Linked DNA regions of Mus musculus: regions 2 and 3 are each linked to region 1. A link is a loop called in an ENCODE intact Hi-C map of the cell type or tissue named here. Cell type or tissue: left cerebral cortex. All regions are shown on one strand. Links, peaks and the distances in the headings refer to the core of each region. The heading gives the core; the rest is flanking DNA.

Evidence for each region. A loop is a pair of places that touch in the nucleus more often than their neighbours do. Peaks named below come from ENCODE experiments on the same cell type or tissue, not always from the same donor. Only the 100,000 strongest peaks of a DNase experiment are listed, where the experiment ranks them.
Region 2: it touches region 1 in a loop (2.4-fold over the local background); 2 of 42 quality-filtered maps call a loop at or near these places.
Region 3: a loop joins it to region 1, with 3 times the contacts of the local background. A loop is called at or near these places in 7 of 42 quality-filtered maps.

Annotation. Positions count from the first base shown.
Region 1 is chr4:123,746,515-123,754,366 of GRCm38, reverse strand. Akirin1 (akirin 1) reads left to right here and starts at 4,068. Exons shown (of 5, transcript NM_023423.3): 1 at 4,068-4,419. The coding sequence starts at 4,203. In left cerebral cortex, for the core only: CTCF peaks have their summits at 3,994 and 5,337; DNase peaks (open chromatin) are centred at 4,024, 4,735, 5,152, 5,525 and 1 more place; H3K4me3 peaks cover 2,781 bases; H3K27ac peaks cover 2,550 bases.
Region 2 is chr4:123,808,988-123,815,413 of GRCm38, reverse strand. Rhbdl2 (rhomboid like 2) reads right to left here. Exons shown (of 8, transcript NM_183163.2): 2 at 5,238-5,500; 3 at 1,023-1,171. The coding sequence starts at 5,480. Among named protein-coding and RNA genes, the nearest start is that of Rhbdl2, 24 kb to the right of the region's middle. In left cerebral cortex, for the core only: a CTCF peak has its summit at 2,717 (motif pointing left); a DNase peak (open chromatin) is centred at 4,690.
Region 3 is chr4:123,913,985-123,920,410 of GRCm38, reverse strand. It overlaps Rragc (Ras-related GTP binding C), which reads right to left and starts at 2,978. Exons shown (of 7, transcript NM_017475.2): 1 at 2,644-2,978; 2 at 359-562. The coding sequence starts at 2,877. It also overlaps D130007C19Rik. In left cerebral cortex, for the core only: no CTCF peak of the experiment used is centred there; DNase peaks (open chromatin) are centred at 1,760, 2,386 and 3,049; H3K4me3 peaks cover 2,867 bases; H3K27ac peaks cover 1,623 bases.

The DNA.
Region 1 (7,852 bases), core at 1,183-6,182:
AAGCTATCCTCTGACTCCACGTGTGTATTGCGGCTGTCATGTGCACACACATAGGTACATGCACACTCACTCATGCATGCACCCACATATACAAACTTTCTCATGAAATAGCTCTGAGAAAATTGAAAGCCAATCAGGAACATGTAAACCCTGCCACCCCTCACCTCCACACTGGGACTCACTGTCACCTCCACACTGGGACTCACTGTCACCCCCACCCTGAGACTCACTGTCACCTCCACACTGGGACTCACTGTCACCTCCACACTGGACTTCACTGTCACCTCCACCCTGGGACTCAATGTCACCTCCACACTGAGACTCACTGTCACCTCCACCCTAGGACTCACTGTCACCTCCACACTGGGACTCACTGTCACCTCCACACTGGGACTCACTGTCATCTCCACACTGAGACTCACTGTCACCTCCACCCTGGGACTCACTGTCACCTCCACACTGGGACTCACTGTCACCTCCACACTGGGACTCACTGTCATCTCCACACTGAGACTCACTGTCACCTCCACCCTAGGACTCACTGTCACCTCCACACTGGACTTCACTGTCACATCCACACTGAGACTCACTGTCACCTCCACCCTAGGACTCACTGTCACCTCCACACTGGGACTCACTGTCACCTCCACACTGGGACTCACTGTCATCTCCACACTGAGACTCACTGTCACCTCCACCCTAGGACTCACTGTCACCTCCACACTGGACTTCACTGTCACCTCCACACTGAGACTCACTGTCACCTCCACCCTAGGACTCACTGTCACCTCCACCCTGGGACTCACTGTCACCTCCACACTGGGACTCACTGTCACCTCCACACTGGGACTCACTGTCACCCCCACCCTGGGACTCACTGTCACCTCCACACTGGAACTCAATGTCACTTCCACTCTGGGACTCACTGTCACCTTCACTCTGGATGCACTATTGTCTCCTCACTAAGACTCACTAGGATCTCTGTTGATTCCATCTTCTACGCTCCCTTCACCATCGACAGCTACTTTCCTCCATAGCTGCAGGTCATTGTCTGTGTTAGTGGAAAGGGAGAGATGAGTAGAGGTATAAGGAGATTTGGGGTCGTTTTTGAAACCAAGTCTTTTTATAGTCCAGGTTGGCCTCCAACTTGCCACATAGCAGAGGGTAGCCCCGATCTTTCTCCACCTACCAAGTGGTAGAATTACAGACCACCACACCTGGCTTCAATTCCCTCCTTTAAACATTTATCTCCTTCACATCTTTCTCATCCCCTCCAACCTGTTCTCCATAGTGTAGCCAGGAGTTTTTTCACATGTAAATCTAACCACAAAGTTCTAGTTTTTATCTCTCTGAATTCATCATGCTCTGGGCCACAGCCACTTGAGACTTCTTTGGTTCCTCCAGCATTTCATAGGCTTTTCTATAAGTTGTCTCTTCTTGGGTGAGGCCCCTCTTTTAGCACACTTTCCTGGTTACATTGTTACATTGCCAGCTCTTAACTTAACGTCTGCTTCTTCCGTTGTTATCGGTTCTAGGATAGCTTAAGACTCCCAGTTGTATGCTCACCTTACTTCCTGTCCCTTTCCTTCCCAGTACTTGTCAGAGATTATAATTAGATATTTGTTGTGGTGACTGTTTCATTAGTATCTGTCATCTCTAGCAGACTAGAAACCCTTGGAGGACAGGAAGCAAGCCTCTTTTCATATCCAAGTATCTACAGCAACAAAGCTTGGTTGCCCTGATGCCTTACACAGAGATGCTCAATTACGTGTGTTGGGTGCATGCATGTACATGCCTAGTCGAGTCACTGTATCACTCACAACAAAGTTGACCTGGAGTGTGGTGACCTCATAAGGACTGCGTTTCCATCCTGTCAGAGCAGCCCATCCACCTCCCTCAGAGGCATGTCTCTGAGCCACTGTCATTTGCAACATCTCATAGGATATACCACCTACTTGTTTGGCTTCTGAATCATCTAAAAACCACCTCATTCAACAATGTGGTCTATCAACTTTCAGAGATAGAATAATAATTACCACTTATTCATTGACTAATATTTATTCCGTGTCTATTCCTGCCACATTCACTGTGCAAGTCGTGGGGAAATACAGATGAATAAAGGCTTCCTTGTTATTCTCAAGGAATGTATGGTTTTGAAGCACAGTTAGACATATATTCAAATTACAGCTTCCTCCTTTAAAACACTAATATTCCAAGGCACACTCAATGTTTTAAAGGATCACAGAGTGACTACCAAAGCACGTAGCAAAACCCTACTAAGAGAGGTGTGTTTAAAATGACTACCCAAGGGACATACTTTTCAAGTCTTCTAATCGTTCACTTTGGATCTGTTTATACCACAAGAAAACAATTTACTTGATGCTCTTAGGTCCCCTTAAAAAATAACCATCGTGAAGTGGCTTTTCATGTCCTTGGCTTTTATTGAACATAGAAACAGCCATGCAAGCGGTCTTAAAGGCTTTATTACATCATTGTTTCCTAATAAAGTCATGACAGTCTACCTTTGGAATTAAAGTGATACACAAAATGATGGTCTGTGTCCTCTGGTGAACTGGTTCCATTCAGATAACACCTATTCATCATGACTATGGTTTCATTTTTCTTTAGCCTTCAAGAAGCTCAGAACTGAATTTTAAATTCAGTCATTTACCACCAAGATAATTGTGAGGTTTTTTTTTTTTAAAAAAAACTCTAATGTTTTATTTCTAGATTTTAGTTTAAACCACGTTACATCTATATTGACAATAAATGTGCTAAAATAAACTTAACATGGGTAATGTGCCTAGGGAGGCTTGAATCCCAATATGGCAAAACAAACAGAAAACCAGCAATTTGGTATGCTGTGCTGTCTTATATTTTACAGAAATAAATGTGAAAGTATATGACCTATGTTATGATCTTTAAAGAGTTTGTAGAAACGGAAGAGGACTCAGAGAAAAGCAACCAAAACGAACAGGAGGAGAAGGAAGAAGAGGCGGAGAAGGAGGAGGAAGATTGGAGATAGTATGCCTTTATTGTCTAACCCCAAGTGTGTTGAAGTACTGTGACAGCCATCTTGGCAATTAGAAATGAGTATCTAAAATTTGGACTGTTCTAGAAAAATCTGTTACAGAGATAATGTTAAAGCCAGATTACAGGAATCACAGCCACTAATATACAAATAATTACAGAAAGGCTTTGAATGTGGAGGTGTTGTTCTGATGACTCTATTGATGTATTTGAAAGCACTGGAGTTACTCCCCAGGAAAATTACAACCAGAGTTCCCTAAAGCAGAACCTCCCTGTTTTCTATTCATTTGCTGAATATCAAAAGCATTTTCCAGCCAACAGTACGGCAGAGAATCTCGATTGACCCGAGGAAGAACCAGTCTGAGTTGCCAAGTCGGATGAGGAAGCCAACTGCCAAATCAGCTATCAGGGGAAGTTCCTAACACCCTGGTATCACTTGGTTAGACAGTTTAAGCCAGTGAGTTTTCTGGTAGGATTGTTTTTTGTTTTTTTTTTTTTCCTTTTAATCCTTTTTTGCGTAACACATATCCATTTAGTGATCCGATTAATGGCCGGGTCATCTATCCCCAAAATACATTCATTTGTAACACACCTCCCCTTCCAATTTTGCCCATGATTGCACAGGGTTCGTGGATTAAATAAAGTCTATCCTTAGATAACCCGGTTATGTTTGTGAAGATTTCCTGGGACTCAAGACAAAATCCTTTGATAACCCTTTAGAATCACCTCTTTTATCGGTCACGCGGCCAAGGGAACCCCGGTCTCCCAGGGTCTCTCCCATCCCCCGCCCCCGAGGCCCCTGCCGCGCAGGTGCGAAAGACCTCCCAGGCCACTCCGGCAGAGAGCGTGAAGGGGGGGGCCCTGGGAGGGGCGGGGGCGGGGGTGTTGCTAGGCGACCACGCTCTCCGCCCAGACCGGCCTACTTCTTCCGCAGGGGGCGCCATGGGCCGAGCCCAGGCTCGCGGGCCTCCCGGATCGGCCCTTTTCCGACTTCTTCCCCTCTGCCGGGCGGTGGCGCACGCCCGTGACGTCACAGGAGGCGGGGCCAGCGCGGCTGCCGGGTGCCGGAGGCGCCATTGGAGCCGGCTTGGCTTGGGAGCCGTAGCTGAAGAGTTGGATCCAGGGCAGTCCTTGCTGCCGCGTCTGCGTCTGGTCTCTGGCCCTTCCGCGGGATGGCGTGCGGGGCGACACTGAAGCGGCCCATGGAGTTCGAGGCGGCGCTGCTGAGCCCCGGTTCCCCGAAGCGGCGACGCTGCGCCCCTCTGCCCGGCCCCACTCCGGGCCTCAGGCCCCCGGACGCCGAGCCGCCGCCGCTTCAGATGCAGACGCCGCCGGCGAGCCTCCAGCAGCCTGCCCCACCCGGCAGCGAGCGTCGTCTTCCAACTCCCGGTAACCTGCGCTGCTGCTGCGGACTTGGCAGGAAGCCAGGCCCGGGCGTGGGGGGCGGGGAGGGTGCGGGGGTCGTGGACACCGGCCGAGATCACCTCCGCACCCCATATCGGCCTTGGGAGAAAAAGGAACTGGGGTGCTGCTGGGCCCGGTTGCTTCCGGGGACGAGAGACATCCGGGAAGGGCAGTGACCCCACAGTGTCGGTTTTCGGGTTTCCTGGAGCTGGAGAGTCTGAGGGGTGGGCACCAAAATGAGGTGGGGATACCCCAGACCGCCGAAGGCTCTTGGTGTCCCTGAAGCCCCTCCTGCCTCCGCTTGTGCGGAACCTCCCGGGAGATCCAGTGGGCCATGGAAAATTGGATTCTGCTCACGAACCCAGCCATGAGTGGGGCGGGAGACGGATAGAGGGGAAGGGGCGTGAGCGTATGTAGCGCCGCAAGGTGCTTTTAGGAAGACTTGATTTCTAGAATTCTTTAGGGAGCAGAAGCCATGGAATGCAATTTCAACCAGACTATTTCTTAAGAGACGGACTGACCTTGTTTTATCGTGTGGCTATTGTCTTGTTTCGGGTATGGCTTGAAGTGGGTAGTTGGTTGGCTAGTATTTGAGAATCCTTAAGTATACAGAGATTCTGTACTCAAAATTCAAATATCTAATACAGTGACTCGACTTGAGTAAGGCACTTCGTTTTAGACAAGGCAAAAAGAAGGACTCATGGGGCAGTAAAGATGCCTATCATATTGCAGTAGGAGGAGGGAACGCGCTTCAGCACCCATATTCAGCAAATTAGAGGGATCCCAGAAATAATCCCTCAAAAGTGGATTTGGCCAAGTTGTTTCTTTGTTTTCTTCTTATTGTTGTTCCTCAAGCATTAGGAAAACCTGCAGTCCCTTTAAATCATTTTTCCCCCTTACATCTTGCAGTCTCTAGTGCCTCTAGTTTTCATTTCCTCCTTCCTGTGCTTAGCCCCTCAAGGATACTGCTGCCACCAGCAGTCCTCTCGAGCTTTACCTGTGTTCACGTCGTCGTATCATCCATTTCCTTTAACTGTGGCTCTGCTCTTTCCACTAGACCTGCTTTCTCCATCTTTTCCTTGAGGTTGTTAATCTGAATAGTCTTTCACTTTGCTGTTTTGTGACAGTGTCTCACTCTCTAGACTGGCCTGGAACCCACAGTGTGGTCCAGGCCTGTCTTGAACTCAGCAGCCCTCCTGCCCCAGCCTCACAAGTGACTGGAATTACAGACTTGTAACCCATCACGGCTGATTCCAAGAATCATTTCTAAATAGAGTCTTGCATCCATTACCTAGTCTGACCCACAATGCAATCTTTTCAATTTAAATTCCCTGGTGACTTAATGTTATATATAGCCTCACCCACAGAATGACTGAACAGTTGGAAGATTTTTTTTTTTTTTTTTTGCTTGTTTGTTTTTATGAAGGGCCCCAAAAGCAGGGGCAGGCAAGGCTGAGGCAGGAAGATCAAGTGAACCTAAAAATTCTACACCAGCCAGAGCCTCATAGGAAGACCCCCATTTCAAAAAGGCAGAGGCATAAATGTCTGTTGAAACAAAAATTTTATTTCCTCAGTACTTAATTTTCTATACCATTTGTGTAGTGGTCCAGCTGAGCACAGTTGTTTAGTGATCATTTTAAAATGTGTTCAGAGACTGAGTATGGCAGAGTCCTGTAATGAGGTCGTCTTTGTTGTTGGGCATGCTGACTCTGAAAACCAGAACCTCAGTTTGCTCTGGGGAACTAAATGCCCTGAGCTCAGTTACTTTTTTTTTTTTTTTTTCTTTTTTTGGTTTTTCGAGACAGGGTTTCTCTGTGTAGCCCTGGCTGTCCTGGAACTCACTCTGTAGACCAGGCTGGCCTCGAACTCAGAAATCCACCTGCCTCTGCCTCCCGAGTGCTGGGATTAAAGACGTGTGCCACCACGCCCAGCTCAGTTATATTTTTTAACTTTTTAATGTATTAAATACACCCCCAAACCTTGTTTCTTAATGCTTATTAGATTTTGGTTCTGTCAGTCATGAAAGAAACATGAAGAATTAATCTATTACTTAATGTTTTAGCTTAGGTAGAACATGTCCTCTGGATTCAAGGATAAAATAGAGATGTTGCTAGTTGCTCTACAAATAGACTAAGTGGGTTTGGCGACCCATACTCTCCACACTTGAGAGGCAGAATTGCTACAAGCTTAGGGCCAGCCTGGTCTATAGAATGAATTCCAAGCTACCCAGGGCTATCTCAATATACCAAATAACAATGGTGTCATCTAAGGGGGAATTTAGTTAATAATGGGATTTTATTTTCCTTCTCCTCTTCCTCCCTTTTTTTGTGGGTGGGTTGGGGGGAGACATAACCCAAGCTGGATTTGAGAAGTTCAGTAGACAACTAAGGATGACCTTGAACTCTGGTTTTGAGGCATGCATTGCCTGGTTTAGAGTCAGTCTGACTTTGAGTAGCTTCCCACTTGTTATTGCCACGTAGCCAAGCTTGAGTTTGAACTCCTGTTCTTCCTACCCTTACCTCCTGTATGCTGAGTGGAATAACAGACTCCTATTTCCATGCCTGCCTTAGGGCTGAGTTTGGGGAGGGCATCGAGACAAACTTTCTTAAGGTAGGTAGCCTAGTTAGTTGGTCAAGAACTCACAAAGATCCACCTGGCTCTGCCTCCTGAGGTGTGCTCTTCCATCCCCCACATAGGGCTGAGTCTTGAAAGTTATTTAGTTTTGTCTTATAGTAGCTCAGAAACATTAGTTTTAAGGAGGAATTTAGCCTGATAAATAACCTAGAAACTAAAAGCTAAATAGTGATGAGAATGAAGGATTAACATCCTAAGTATTATAAGGAAATTTGCATAGTTAAAAATAACTAGCCGGGCAGTGGTGGCGGAGGCCTTTAATCCCAACACTTGGGAGGCAGAGGCAGGTGGATTTCTGAGTTCGAGGCCAGCCTGGTCTACAGAGTGAGCTCCAGGACAGCCAGGGCTACACAGAGCAACCCTGTCTTGGGAAAATAAATAAATAAATAAATAAATAAATAAATAAGCAAGCCAGTTTCCCTTCTTTAGGTGGTCGTCAGAAGAGCACCACAGCTGTTTTCCTCCTGTGTAAGAGAGGAAGCTTAGAGTCTGTGTTAGCATCTCAGACTTACTAGTGGATCCTCCCAGGCTGGAAGTGTCTCTCTCCATTGTTCACTCAGCTGCTCCGGAGGCAGGTGGAGTTGTTCGGAACCTTCTGCCCTCATGCTTGTCCTTTCTTGTTTCCTGGCAGTTGCTTACATCCTTGTATTGAATGAATCTGGCAGGTGTGCACTTGAGGAGTCGGACTTTTTAAAAAAAGGAAGGTTTCCTATATGCAGGCACCTAGAGCCTGAATTTCACTGTCTGTGTTCTAGCATGTAGGCAGAGTTGGTTTACCTAGATG
Region 2 (6,426 bases), core at 1-5,000, 62 kb before region 1:
TGTTCAGTGCTGGGGCTGCAGACACTTGAGACCATGCCCACAGGGCGGGCACTCTTCCCTGTGCCTTCTGTCCAGCTCCACCTGTACTGCTTCTCTATCCTGTACATACCTCCGTACGCTGCTATTTAACTGATACACAACAAGTCCCATACATCAGTCCAAGTGCTCACAGGTTAATTTTTTACAGAATATGTTTGGGAGAGGCAGTCTGGTGATTCAGTTCAACTCCTTCGTCACCTAAATGGAGCACTGGACAACATCCAATAAGTAGGGTTTGATAACTCTTGGTTTGATAGTGATCTGGTCTTGTCTCATTAATATTCATATATCAATACCAGAATTAGACGGTTATGCAGAGCACAGCACTTCTAGCTTCCAAGGGGACCATTGCACATGTGGCAGACACACACAAATAAAAATAATAATAATCATAACAAAAATTCCAAACAGATTAGTGGTGATTTGGGTTTCTTCCTTCATTCCCCTGTCCCCTGACAGCGTTTCACTAGGTAGACATGGCTGACCCGGAATTCTGTGTAAAGCAGGCTAGCCTTCAATTCAGAGATCCACCAGCCTCTGCCTCCACAGTGCTGGGATTCAAGGAGTGCCCCACTTCTCTCTGCTGTGTTCTTTTTTTCTTTTAATTTTAAAATCTTTGTGTGTGTGTGTGTGTGTGTGTGTGTGTGTGTGTGTGTAAATGTCAAAAGACAACTTGCAGGATTCAGCTCTCTCCTTCCACTATATGAGTTCTGGGGCTCGAACTCAAGCTGTTGGGTCTGGACGGTGTCTTTACCCTCTGAGTCATCTCTTACACACACCCTGTTTTTGTTTGTGTTTTAAGACAGAGTCCGGCTATGTGGCTGGCTGGCCTGAAATTCTATATCTAGGTCATGTTGGCCTCAAGTTTGCCATGATCTCTCTCTGGCTCCCTAGTGCGGAATGTCAGGCATGCACCACCTTGACCAGCCTAACTATTACTTAAGAACTCTTTGGACAGCATTGACTGGGCCATCATTCCTTACCCGGCATGGACCAGCATGTATGAGATAAACCTCCAGGCTTCCTCCCTCTTCTCAGGGCAGTACGTCAAGGGACTTTCCAAGATCCCCGTGTCCAGGGTGATCCACTGCTTCTGTGGCTTCCACACCGCATAATAAATAAACACAGCCAGCTGTCAGGGAGGAGCGATCATGCATGTTAACCAAGCTCTCTCAGGAGCTGGGCCCCATTAAAACCCACAAGCAGTAATTGTGTCTGAATGGTTAGCTCTTTGTGGGCTCAGAAGATGTTGAAACTGGATCTCTCCACCATGCCCACCGTGGTCATATGTCCTCATGATGAGCAGGTGATGGACCAGATGGTAATGATGACTTTCTGAGTCCCCTTCTCCTGGCTTCTCTGACACTTTGCTGTCACTGTGTTCCCTAGCGCCCTCCCTAATTACATAGCCCCTGTCCCTCACCTTCCTTCACTTTATCTTCACAGCCCAGAAGCCTGTCAGACAGAGTCTGGCTTACTACAGTGATGATGACTAGCGTCCCAGTGATGTCATTTACCTCATGATGTGATGAAAGACACTTAACCTGTGCCTTTCTTCCTCTATACTTCCAACTCTATTCTAAGCATGAAAAGAAAAAAACCTCAGACAACCCCAGATGAGGACACTCTACAAGGTACCTGGCCAATATACTTCATCTTTATCAGGGTCTTCATAGACCACTGAGAAGTTGCCATGAATCATAGGAGCCTGAGGAGGCAGGACAACTTAACGCAGTGTGAAACCCTGTATTGGAAGGACCAGAGGACGAGAAAGAGGACATTAGTGAGGAAAAAGGATCAAATCTAAGTCTGGAGTTTAGTTAAGAGTGCAACTTCAGCCTCCTGGTTACAAAATATGATATCCAAATGCTCCAAATTTTTCAGTTTTTGAGCATCAACATGACACTTCAAAATGTTTTAGAAATCTAGAGAGATGGCTCAGGGGTTAAGAGCACTGGCTGATCTTCCAGAGGACCAGGTTTGATTCCCAGCACCGACAGAGTGGCTCACAACCGTCTCTAACTCCAGTGACAAGGAATCTATGGCCTTCTTCTGGCCTCTGAGGGCGTGAGGCACACACGTGGTGCATAGCTCTGTATATGCAGGCAAAACACCATATACATTAAAAAAATAAAACTGTTAAAAGCAAGTTTTAGTTTGTGTGTATATGCCAGTGCTCATGTGTGTGCACATACATGTGGAACCCAGAGGTCAACCTCAGGTGTCCTTCCTCGGGTGCCACACACTTTGCTTTTGGAGACAGAGACTCTCAGTGACCTGAAGTTCAAACAGTAGGCTAGGCTGGCTAGCTAGCAAGCCTCGGGGGTCTATCCACCTGTCCCCACCTCACCAGTGCTAGGATTCAAGCACAAACCACCACTCCTGGCTCCTTTACATGGGCTCTGAGGATTGATTTCGTGTCCACATGCCTGCATGGGAAGTACTTTACTGACTGAACTATCTCCTTACACCCAACGTTTAAGATTTGGGAGCACTAAAGTCTATACAAATATTCCAAAATTGGAACTGGAAATATGGCTAAGCCATCAAGGGTACATACACTGCAACTGGGAAGGGCCTGAATTCAGTTCCTGGCATCTACATCATACAGCTTACAACTGCTTAACTCCAGCTCCAGGGAATCCAGCGCCCCCTTCTGGCACCCAAGGGTATGTGCACTCACATGCCCAACCCGCCCCATTCCCACACATATATACACATAATTAAAAAACAACTCAGAAATATTCTGAAACATGGATGCTGAAGAGATGATTCAGTGAATAAAAGCATACACTGCTCTTCCAAAGGACCAGAGTTCAGTACACATATCAGGTAGCTCACAACCATTTGTAACTTCAGCTCCAGGAGGGATCCAATAACTCTGGCTTCTGCAGGCACCTGCACTTACACACAATTAAATAATAAATATAAAAAAGAAAAAAAAAGAAATATTCAGAAACATGAACCACTTCTGATGTGAGCATTTCTGTTAAGGGTTCCTCAGCCAATGATATACCAAACAGATCTAACTAAGGTACTTTGGAGCTATGTAATATTAACAATGGAAGAATTGGGGATTCTATTCTATTTTTTGCAACCTTTCCATTCTTTTCTTTTCTTTCTCTTCTTTGTCCTTTCTTTCTTTCTTTCTTTCTTTCTTTCTTTCTTTCCTTCTTTCTTTCTTTCTCCCTTCTTACTTTTTTTTTTAACATAGTTTCATGAATCACAGGCTGGCCTTGAACTTGCTATGCAGTGAGGGTGACTTTTCTTGAGCTTCTGTCTCCAGTTTTCAAGTGCTGGGATTACAGGTGTGTCCCACTGTGCCTGGTTTTACAAGACCTTGGAGAGTGAGTGTGCTGGGCAAGCCCTCTATCAACAAGGCAATGTCTACAAGTCATCCTCCTGTAAGAGCCAGCTACCCTGGCACCTGCTCCAGGACCTCACTGTGGGGCGCTGTGCTCTCAAAGCTCACAGAATTTACAGCTGTCAGAGCTGTGCTGCCTTATTCTTAAATATGTGAACATCTCCCAGTATTCTCCAGTGTCTCCCTCTTTCTCACATATACTCAGAATGGTATGTCCAGATGTATCAGTATCCAGGTAATCCAGATATACAGTGACTCCAGACACTCCAGACACTCCTAATGCTTCCTAGTCGTGCCATAGAACCCCATTTAAAAAAAAAAAGTGGAGAGCTATGTCCTTCAAACCCAATCAGACTTGACAAAATAATCCTCTAGAAATGCTTGCACATTTGCCATAAAAGGTTTGGTTCCTACAACAGTTAATTTTATGTTTAATTTGTCAAGGTTCAGATAGACTTGAATATATCTCTGAACATTATTCCACATGTTTCTATGAACATTTTTTTTTTTTTGCTTTTTGTGTATTGTCTAGCTACTAAGTAAGTTAGTTAGTTGGTTATTCACTAGTTAGTAAATTACTTAGTTATAGCATTTCACTATATAGCCTAGGCTAGCCTCAAATTTACTGTAGTCCAGGCTCCCTTAAATCAAGATCCTCCTGCTTCAGTTTCCAAGTTCTGAGATGACAAGGCCATGCCACCATGCTCATCTGAGATCATTTGTTGAAGTGAGGATGGCATTTAAGTTGGTACCACTTTCTCTCCATCTCGTGGCTGAGTTCCACCCAATCAGGCGAAAGCCTTAATAGAAAAAGACTGCTTTTGATGAGGAAAAGAATTACACTAGTAAGCGACCTTGAACTCATCACGTGGTGGGTGGGGTCTCCAGCTTACCCTAAAGACTGTGGAGCTGAAACCTCCCTCAGCCTATTGATTCAATTCTGCTGGGGAGCTCCAACTACTGCAGTCCCTGACACCAAAGCCAGGCATTAGAGAGAATTAAGAGGCTTGATTGTGCTAGGGACATCCTAATGCCCCTGAAGTCATGCCCTCCAGGCAGCAATCTCTCCTAAGACAGCAGTCTCCAAGAAAAACCTTCGTATCACAAAGCACGGGAGGAACCTGGCCCTTCCCAGTCACAGAGACGCACCCTTGGGTGACTCACCTCACCTCTCTGAGCTTTGCCCTCCTTCGGGAAACCAAGAAAGCTAAGCAGGTCATAGTCTGAGAATATATCCCGTCCACCCAAAGTAGACACCCACAGCAAATGCCACATTTTCCCTCCGAAAGCTCAGGCAGCTGGTGACTGTTCTAAATATATACCCCAGACTGACCTGACCAACCAGTCTATTTTGTTTCATGAGATAAAGTCAATTTGCAAGCTGAGCATGGTGGTGCATGCCTAGAATCGCAACACCCAGGTGATTATGACGAAAGGATTATAGTGAGTGTGTGGCCAGCCTGAGCTACATAGTGAGTGAGAGGTCAGCCTGGGTGATAATGTCAAATCCCATCTCAAAAGAATAAAATAAAATAAAAATAAAAAGGCTAATTAGCAGGCCCAAGGTTTCTAAAGATCGCTCTAGCTAAAACGAAATGAAGCTCCCGAAGTCAACCCTGGCAGCGGATTTTTGATGTGGATGAAACCAACCCCTGGGTGGGCAGTGACTGGGCAAATCAGCTCAGGAGCTGGTAGGGGGTGGAGGCTTCATACGCGCAACTCCCGTCCCTCTGTGCTCTCTTCCTACATGGTTTCTTCTCTAGGTAGGTTTTGTCCTGACTTCGCAGCCTCCAGGCTGAAGTGATGTGAGGCCCCTCAGCAGGGCGGCGTTTACCTCAGCCAGACTGATGAGGATGATGAACAGGGGCGGCGGGAGGCAGTTGGCTCTCTCTAAGTATGTTCTTCGGACTGGCTCAGGAAGCATCCACTTGGAGACGATCCTGTGGACCTTTCTGCTCCTGGGGAAGTCTTTACCTTCTCCATTCCCTTTCATTTTCTCCTCCTCCGGTTCTTCCTTTCCCTCTCTCTCCATGTTCAGATTCACACTCTCCATCTCCATCTCGTGAGCAACAGCCATTGTCTGGGTCCTCCCTCCGCCTAAAACAGACATGAATGTGAATGTGGGGGGTGGAGGGCGGGGCGCGGGACCGGTGAGCCTTTGGTCTGCAGGCTGTGGTTCTTTCCTGGACTCTCTGGAAAACTTTGTTTTCCTGGTCCTTCCTCTTTGTAGCTAGGAGGCAGCGAAAGATCACCAAAATGGCCTAAACCTCCCAAGTGGCCCCAAATTGGATCAGGTTTTCACCATATTTGGGGGGGGGGGGTTTCGAGACAGGGTTTCTCTGTATAGCCCTGGCTGTCCTGGAACTCACTCTGTAGACCAGGCTGGCCGCAAACTCAGAAATCCGCCTGCCTCTGCCTCCCTAGTGCTGGGATTAAAGGCGTGCACCACCATGCCATATTTTTTAACTGTTTTAAAATGCAGGGATTCGGGGCAGATAAGACAATCTCTCTCTCTCTCTCTCTCTCTCTCTCTCTCTCTCTCTCTCTCACACACACACACACACACACAGACACACACACATCCTACACGTCATTCATTGTAGTACACACCTATACAAAAAATAAAAGTAATTAAAAAATTTTTTTGTTGTTTTAGCTTTTTTGTTTTGTTTTGTTTGAGACAGGGTTTCTCTGTGTAGCCCTGGCTGTCCTGGAACTCACTCTGTAGACCAGGCTGGCCGCAAACTCAGAAATCCGCCTGCCTCTGCCTCCCGAGTGCTGGAATTAAAGGCGTGCGCCACCACGGAAGTCCAATGCTCACAGACCTTAGGGGTGTAGTCAACTCTTTTCTTTATAAAATCAACACTAAGAAGCTCTGAGACAGTTAGCTAATTCAGTAGGTAAAGGGGTCTGCTGCTGCCACCATGTTGGATGACCCAAGTTCTGTCCTCTAGAGCCACATCGTAGAAGCAGGTAACTGACTCTTGAGAGGTGTCTTCTGACTTCCACCCAACACTCAGAGA
Region 3 (6,426 bases), core at 1-5,000, 170 kb before region 1:
AAGAAATTCCACTTTAACAGGTCAGGAAAGTCCATTATAATGGACTCATTTCTCATGTTCTCCCTGACGGTGTGGCCATCGATGGATACTTCAGTGGGTGAGGTGACCACTGTAATAGTTAATGAAGTACAGCAGTATCTACTATTAACCAATAAAAGTAGAAAGCCAATGGTAACGGTTCATTATGTAAATGGCAGCTCCTAAACACCTGAGAGTCTGGAGTCAGGTGCAGGCAGTATAAGGGGATCTACTGGAAAGAGAGTAGCTTCAAGCACATGACAAAGGAGACAAACAGCTTTCCTCCTTTTCTCTGCCTTTTTGCCACCAGAGAGGTGCACACACCATCATGCCTAACTACCTGTGCATCAATGACATATATCAATGCTCCTGTGCCCCTGAAGATCATTTCGTAGTCAAAGGTTGGATCAAAGAAGTCCATCTGCCCAGGAAAATCCCAAATCTGGAAGTTCACAAAGGAGCTGTTGGAAATGTCATCTTTATAAATCTTGTTGGTACTTTCCAAAAAGAGAGTCTCATTGGGTGACATCTTATGAAACACCACCTGTGAGGAGAAACAGAGACAACTTTGTAACTATTTAACTATACAAGTCATATTAGAAATCCCATGGCACCAACCTTACAACTGTGACCTTGATGCAAAATAAATAAATAAGGTAATAATAGGACAGTCAATCACTGGTGCTATTTATTCTTCTATTTCTGACAAAAGGCACCAAGTTAATTTCCACTCAGTCCACTTTGAAGATGAGTTTTTCTCTTACTACTTTAACTGTGTTCTCGTGCCACCATCTCTGACCCATACGGTTTCCGTGTATTTGCTTTTTCTATTCTCAGGGTTTGTAACTTTTTGGAGGGGAGCAGAGGAGGGCTGTTTTGAGAAAGAGCCTCAGCTATATAGCCCAGATTAACCTCAAAATCCAATTCTCTTGCCTCTGCCTCCTCCAGTACTGAAATTACAGTACCACCTTGCCAGGTCCTATTGGGTTTTATTAAGAGAAACAGAGACAACGTTGTGACTATTTAACTGCCAAAGTTACATAGAAATCCTGTGGTACCAATATTACAACTGTGATCAGAGATTTAAACTTGTCAAGACCCGCTTTAAGATCATGAACTATTCTAGGTAATGTTTGAGACTTTGTGTTCATTCAAAAATAACACACACGCCTACCTCAGGCTCTTAGGAACAATAAAGACAATGGAGGGGATCCTGAGTAGGTAAAACTGTCCAGAGTGAGAAGTAGGGAGACCTGGGGGAGGAGGGAAGAGGCAGCTCCATAAGGCAGGAAATGGTAAAAACAATAAGCTGCCAATCATCACAGCAGGGAGCCAAAGGTGTAGCTCAGTGTGGTCCCAGAGCCTGCCTATCATGCATAATACCCTGGCTTCCAGCACCTGCACCAAGCCAAGCCAACCTGATAGCTCGTACCTGAAAGCTCAGGATGAGCTTAAAGTCACCCTTGGCTACATAGTCAGTTCTTGGCCAGCCTGCTATACAGGAAGAAAACAAAAAAACCACAGCAGGGCTGGAGATGTAGCTTTAAGGCTTGCCTGATACAACCCTAACATACAGCAAATTTGTCTCTCAGTGTTAACTTGGAAGAGAGAAAAAGTTCTCATAGGTTTCAAGTGGTAGTTACTTAGCATAAGCACTCCCCCCAAAGGTCTAACTTTGACACAGACGTGAGAAAATAAAACAGTTGTCCAGCAAGTGCAGGGGCGGAAGATGTGGGGGTAGGCAGCGATGTTGCTTTTTAAAAACACCACCCCTACAAAATACCAGAGATTTCTGTTTGGACAGACCTTTGTGTCAGAGTGGAAATGGGGAAAGCATGGTTGTCTGTGACCGTAGTTTTACCAGAAGTTCGCTCTGTTTGTAATGGGAATGGCTGATTGAAAGAAATCAACCCTGCCTCTATTTCCCTAAAAATACAAAGCCTTAGGCATTCATTCTATTCGTTCACGACGGACCCAAGTGAAAACAAATGCACTGATGTCTGTCCGCCTGCAAAACCGTCTCCAAAGATCGCTGTGACCAGCTACTGGGGACTGTCACCTGTAACTGCAACCACAGGGCTACAAGTTCTAAATAAAGTAGGTGTAGCGATAGAGTCCCCCCCCCCGCCCCCCCCCCCAAAAAATGTTTTTACAGAAGTCTCCAACAGACTGACAACAAACACTGAGATGCCCAGTGTCTTCGCCACAACACTTTCAGGCGCCGCTACGGTCCAGAGGCTGGGAGGAGATCCCTGAAAACTCCTGTCACCTAAGTGAGATGCGGCGGGACAGCACGCTCACCAAGTTCTCCGCGTGAGAACCGGGGACGACGGGTCGGTTTCGTCAACGCCACAAGGGCAGCGACCAGAAGGGAGGAGTTCTAGGGCGGTGACCGGCACCTGCCTCCTCCCTCCAGCCAGCGTCGCCTCCTGGCCCCCCTCGACCCTCGGAGGCCCAGGTCGGGGACCCTGGGCGAACCGCGCCCAGGCTCTGCGCTCGCAGGTGTGGACAGTGCCCGGGGACGCAGCGCCAGGCCTCCACCCTCTCAGGCCTCCTGGGCACCCGCCACCTGAGCGCCGTGGGCCGGGCAAAACCAAGGGCAGGCGGCGGCTGCGGGGCGCTCACCTTCTGGATGGAGGATTTGCCGCTGCGCCGGAGCCCCATAAGCAGGATCCTCGGCTTGGAGCTGTCAGCGCCGCCCGGGCCGCAGCCGCCGCCGGCCCCCGCGCCTCCGCCGCCACCCGCCGCTGCCTCCTCTTCCTCCTCCTCCACGCCGTAGCCGAAGTCCTTGGGGAACGAGTCGGCTGCGCCGTAACTGCCGGCCAGGGGCGTCTCCTCCGCCCCGTACTGCAGGGACATGGTGCTGGACCACCACCGCCCGCGCCCTGACAGGCCAGGCCAGGTTAGGCCGCCGCCTCCCCAGGCCGCCGCTGTTGCCGCCGCCCCCGGCAGTAGCCGCCGCAGGGCCCGCCCATAAGCCCAGCTCCGATTGGGCCGCCGCCAAGCTTCGGTTTATTATTGGCTGGGCGGGCTGCCACTCTGGGACAACAGGGTAAGTGGTACTATCACGTGCCCGGAATCACCTGACTAGCAGCGGCAGAAGGGGGGGAGGCGTCACGAGGAGTTCGGCCTGGCCGCGCCTCTCGTCGGCCTCCGGGCCTTCGCCCTGGGGGCACAGCCCGCAACGCACCTCGGCCTTCCATGCGCGCGCTGGGCTGCTCCCCGCTCCCCGCCTTCTTCCGGGCTCCGAGAGCAACGCAGGGAAGCTTCTAGGCGTCTGGGTAAGAATTCTTTGTGCCCCCCTCCCTTGTTGCAGCTGCCCTGCCAGTATTTAGTGATGCTTGTCAGGTCCTGGGTACCAGGAAGGCACTGGAAACTGAATTGCCCCTCCATGCCCTCAAGTTGCTTGAAGCTGAACAGAGATTGGACTTCTGTGTAAGTTGACTCAGTACAGATTTTATGGGAAAAGGCCATGAGGATAGATGAATTGCTCTGGAATTGGGTGAGTCCACCGGAGGTCGTGTGTGAGCCAGTCCAGACCTATAGATTCGGCACGTGCGAAAGGCAATTAGGAATCTCAGTGATAACTTGCCTATGCTGGTACCTGGAACCCGATAAGGAAAACAGATACGAGCATGCTAAAACATCTTCTAATTCCGTAAGCAGATCGCTGATAGGATACTGCTGCCCTTATATTCTACCGACTCCATCTTCACGCCCACCTAGTGCCCCTCCAGTAACCCATCCAGCAACTGAGTACTTGACTTCTTTGTGATTAGAGACTAGAGGAATTAGGGCTAATGAAGGCAAATGATTACTGCCAAAGTATGTTTCAGAAAGTTGTAAATGTCTCGGACTCCCAGAAGTGGAAATTTGACAACCCTTAAAATACAGCCGTGTACACTCAAAAGGAGTTGGGGTAGGGATAGGGCTTCTGGTTTTACAAAGTGACTGTTGTTTGCAGGGCTAAGGATGAAATTCGGGGTCTTTTGCGCATGCTAGGGAAAATTCTACCACATAGTCTCATCTCCTACTCAGACAGACTGATCTGACTGTAGAGAGAAAAGTAAGCTCTAGTAGGCCGTCACAACCTCACCTAAAAAATATCAACTCCACAGTACCTAATAGACAGGCAGAATGCACTTAAATATGCGTGTGTCTCTCAGTATCAATGGGAGAATGCTTTCAGGACACCCTTAATCCGATTAACCGACTGGAAGACGGTCAGATTCCTAGTATAGGCTATTTACATGTGAACCTATGCACACTCCATGTACTTTATATTATCTCTGCATTAATTATAATAACCAGTACAATGAAAAATGAAATTGTGTCTTTGCCAGGCATGATATGATGGCCCACATCCGTAAATCTCAGTACATCTGAGGCAGGTGTAGAATTCCCCCCAAAAAGTTCTAAGTCAGCCCACTCTACACATCCTTGACAGCCTTAGCTAGAAACCCCTTTTTTAAAGAATGGGATGTGTGTATAAATAGTTGTTGCACTATATTGCATAAGTGTAAAAATAAAGTCTACATATGTTCAGTACAATTCCCCCAAAATATTTCCAATCCAGTTGGCCTAATCTATGGATTCAGAGAACCAACTGCTGTGCCAGGGGAAATCAAATTTAACGGTAGCTTTGATAAAAGGTTTAACAGTTTTTGGGTGGAATATATGAGTAGAGATCATAGGACAACCACAGATATCTAAAAACTTTCACCCTGATTTTTTGGGAACAGTTTCTTCTTTATCTATCTCACAATGGGAGCACTGAGATTACTGACATAAATATGCTCAACTTTATGTGAGTTTGGGGGATTCAAACTCAAGACCTCACATTTATTTAAAAAGTGCTTCCCCACTGAGCCATCTTCAAAAGCTCTGTTCTTTTTAAATTTTTATTCCTGCTCAGTGGTTAAAAGCACTTGGTGCTCTTGCAGATGATCCACATCCAGTCCCAGCACCCATATGATGGCTCACAACTGTCAAGTGTCAGGGGATGCAGTGCCCTCTAAGGATGCCAGGCACACAGGTGGAACTCATAAATACATGCAGGCAAAACACTCATACACATAAAATAAAAATAAATAATTTTTATAAAGTTTCTTATTCAAGGGGTTGTGGATACAGCTCAGTTGGTAGAATGCTTGCCTAGTTTTCATGAAACCCTAGGCTCCATCTGCAGCGCTACCTAACTCAGGCCTGGTAGCACTTGCCTGTTATCAAAGCGCCAAGGAAGCGAAAGCAAGACCAGAAGGTCAAGGTTATTCCCTGCTATAATATCAAAGTTTGTTTCAAAATAAAGCTTCAGGCCAACAATCAAATTCCTCAAAGCCTCAAGTAGAACAAAACAGTAGTCACTTCTTTGCAACAGTCCTTCTACTATTCAAATGCAGTCTTTATTACACAAAGTCTTCTCAACCTGATAGAACCATGAGTTCCAGGCCCCAAAAAGTCTTCTCAATTCCTGTTGCTTCAATCATTGCTTCTACAGTGCTGTTCTATCTAAGACCTTGAGGTCTTGTGTTTATACTGCTCAGGAGAGTTCCTGCTGGCCAAATGTGCACCAAATGCTGGAGGTGCTGGTGGTGTGATTGAGGAACTGAATTTTGTAGCTAGTGACAACCACACTGAACAACTCGCCCATGCTTTCACATCCCGTCTCCCTATTGGTCATTCTTCCTTAAAATGCATTCATGCTTTTCAGCATCCCTCAGATGCCTGGTACCTACAGAGTAACAATAGGACTTTTAGAAAGTTTTTTTTTAGTTAGCACCTGGACAATATTTGTTTTCCAAAATGGATTTTTAAGCTTCCTTGGAGTATAAATGGCTCACATTAGAGATCACCAGAACTAGTATTTTATCAGAAACCCTACTCACGGGCTGGTGAGATGGCTCAGTGGGTAAGAGCACCCGACTGCTCTTCCGAAGGTCCAGAGTTCAAATCCCAGCAACCACATGGTGGCTCACAACCATCCCTAACGAGATCTGACTCCCTCTTCTGGAGTGTCTGAAGACAGCTACAGTGTACTTACATATAATAAATAAATAAATCTTAAAAAAAAAGAAAGAAAGAAAGAAAGAAAGAAAGAAAGAAAGAAAGAAAGAAAGAAAGAAAGAAACCCTACTCACTTTGTATAACTATATACTTTAACCACTATAGGACTTTATATGTGTTTGTGGCCAGCAGTATAGGTACTGTAGATTTTCATGTTCAAACCTGATCCAAAGTAGGCTACAACCAACCTTTCCAATTCTATGATACTTACAGATGTGCCAGTACTGATTTGCAAGGCAGATCTGACAGACTGATCTGCAAGTAATCCTTTATAGTTTGCAAGGCATTTTTATATCCAATGTATTTAATCTGATCCTAACATGAACTTTGTAAGGTAAGCAAGAT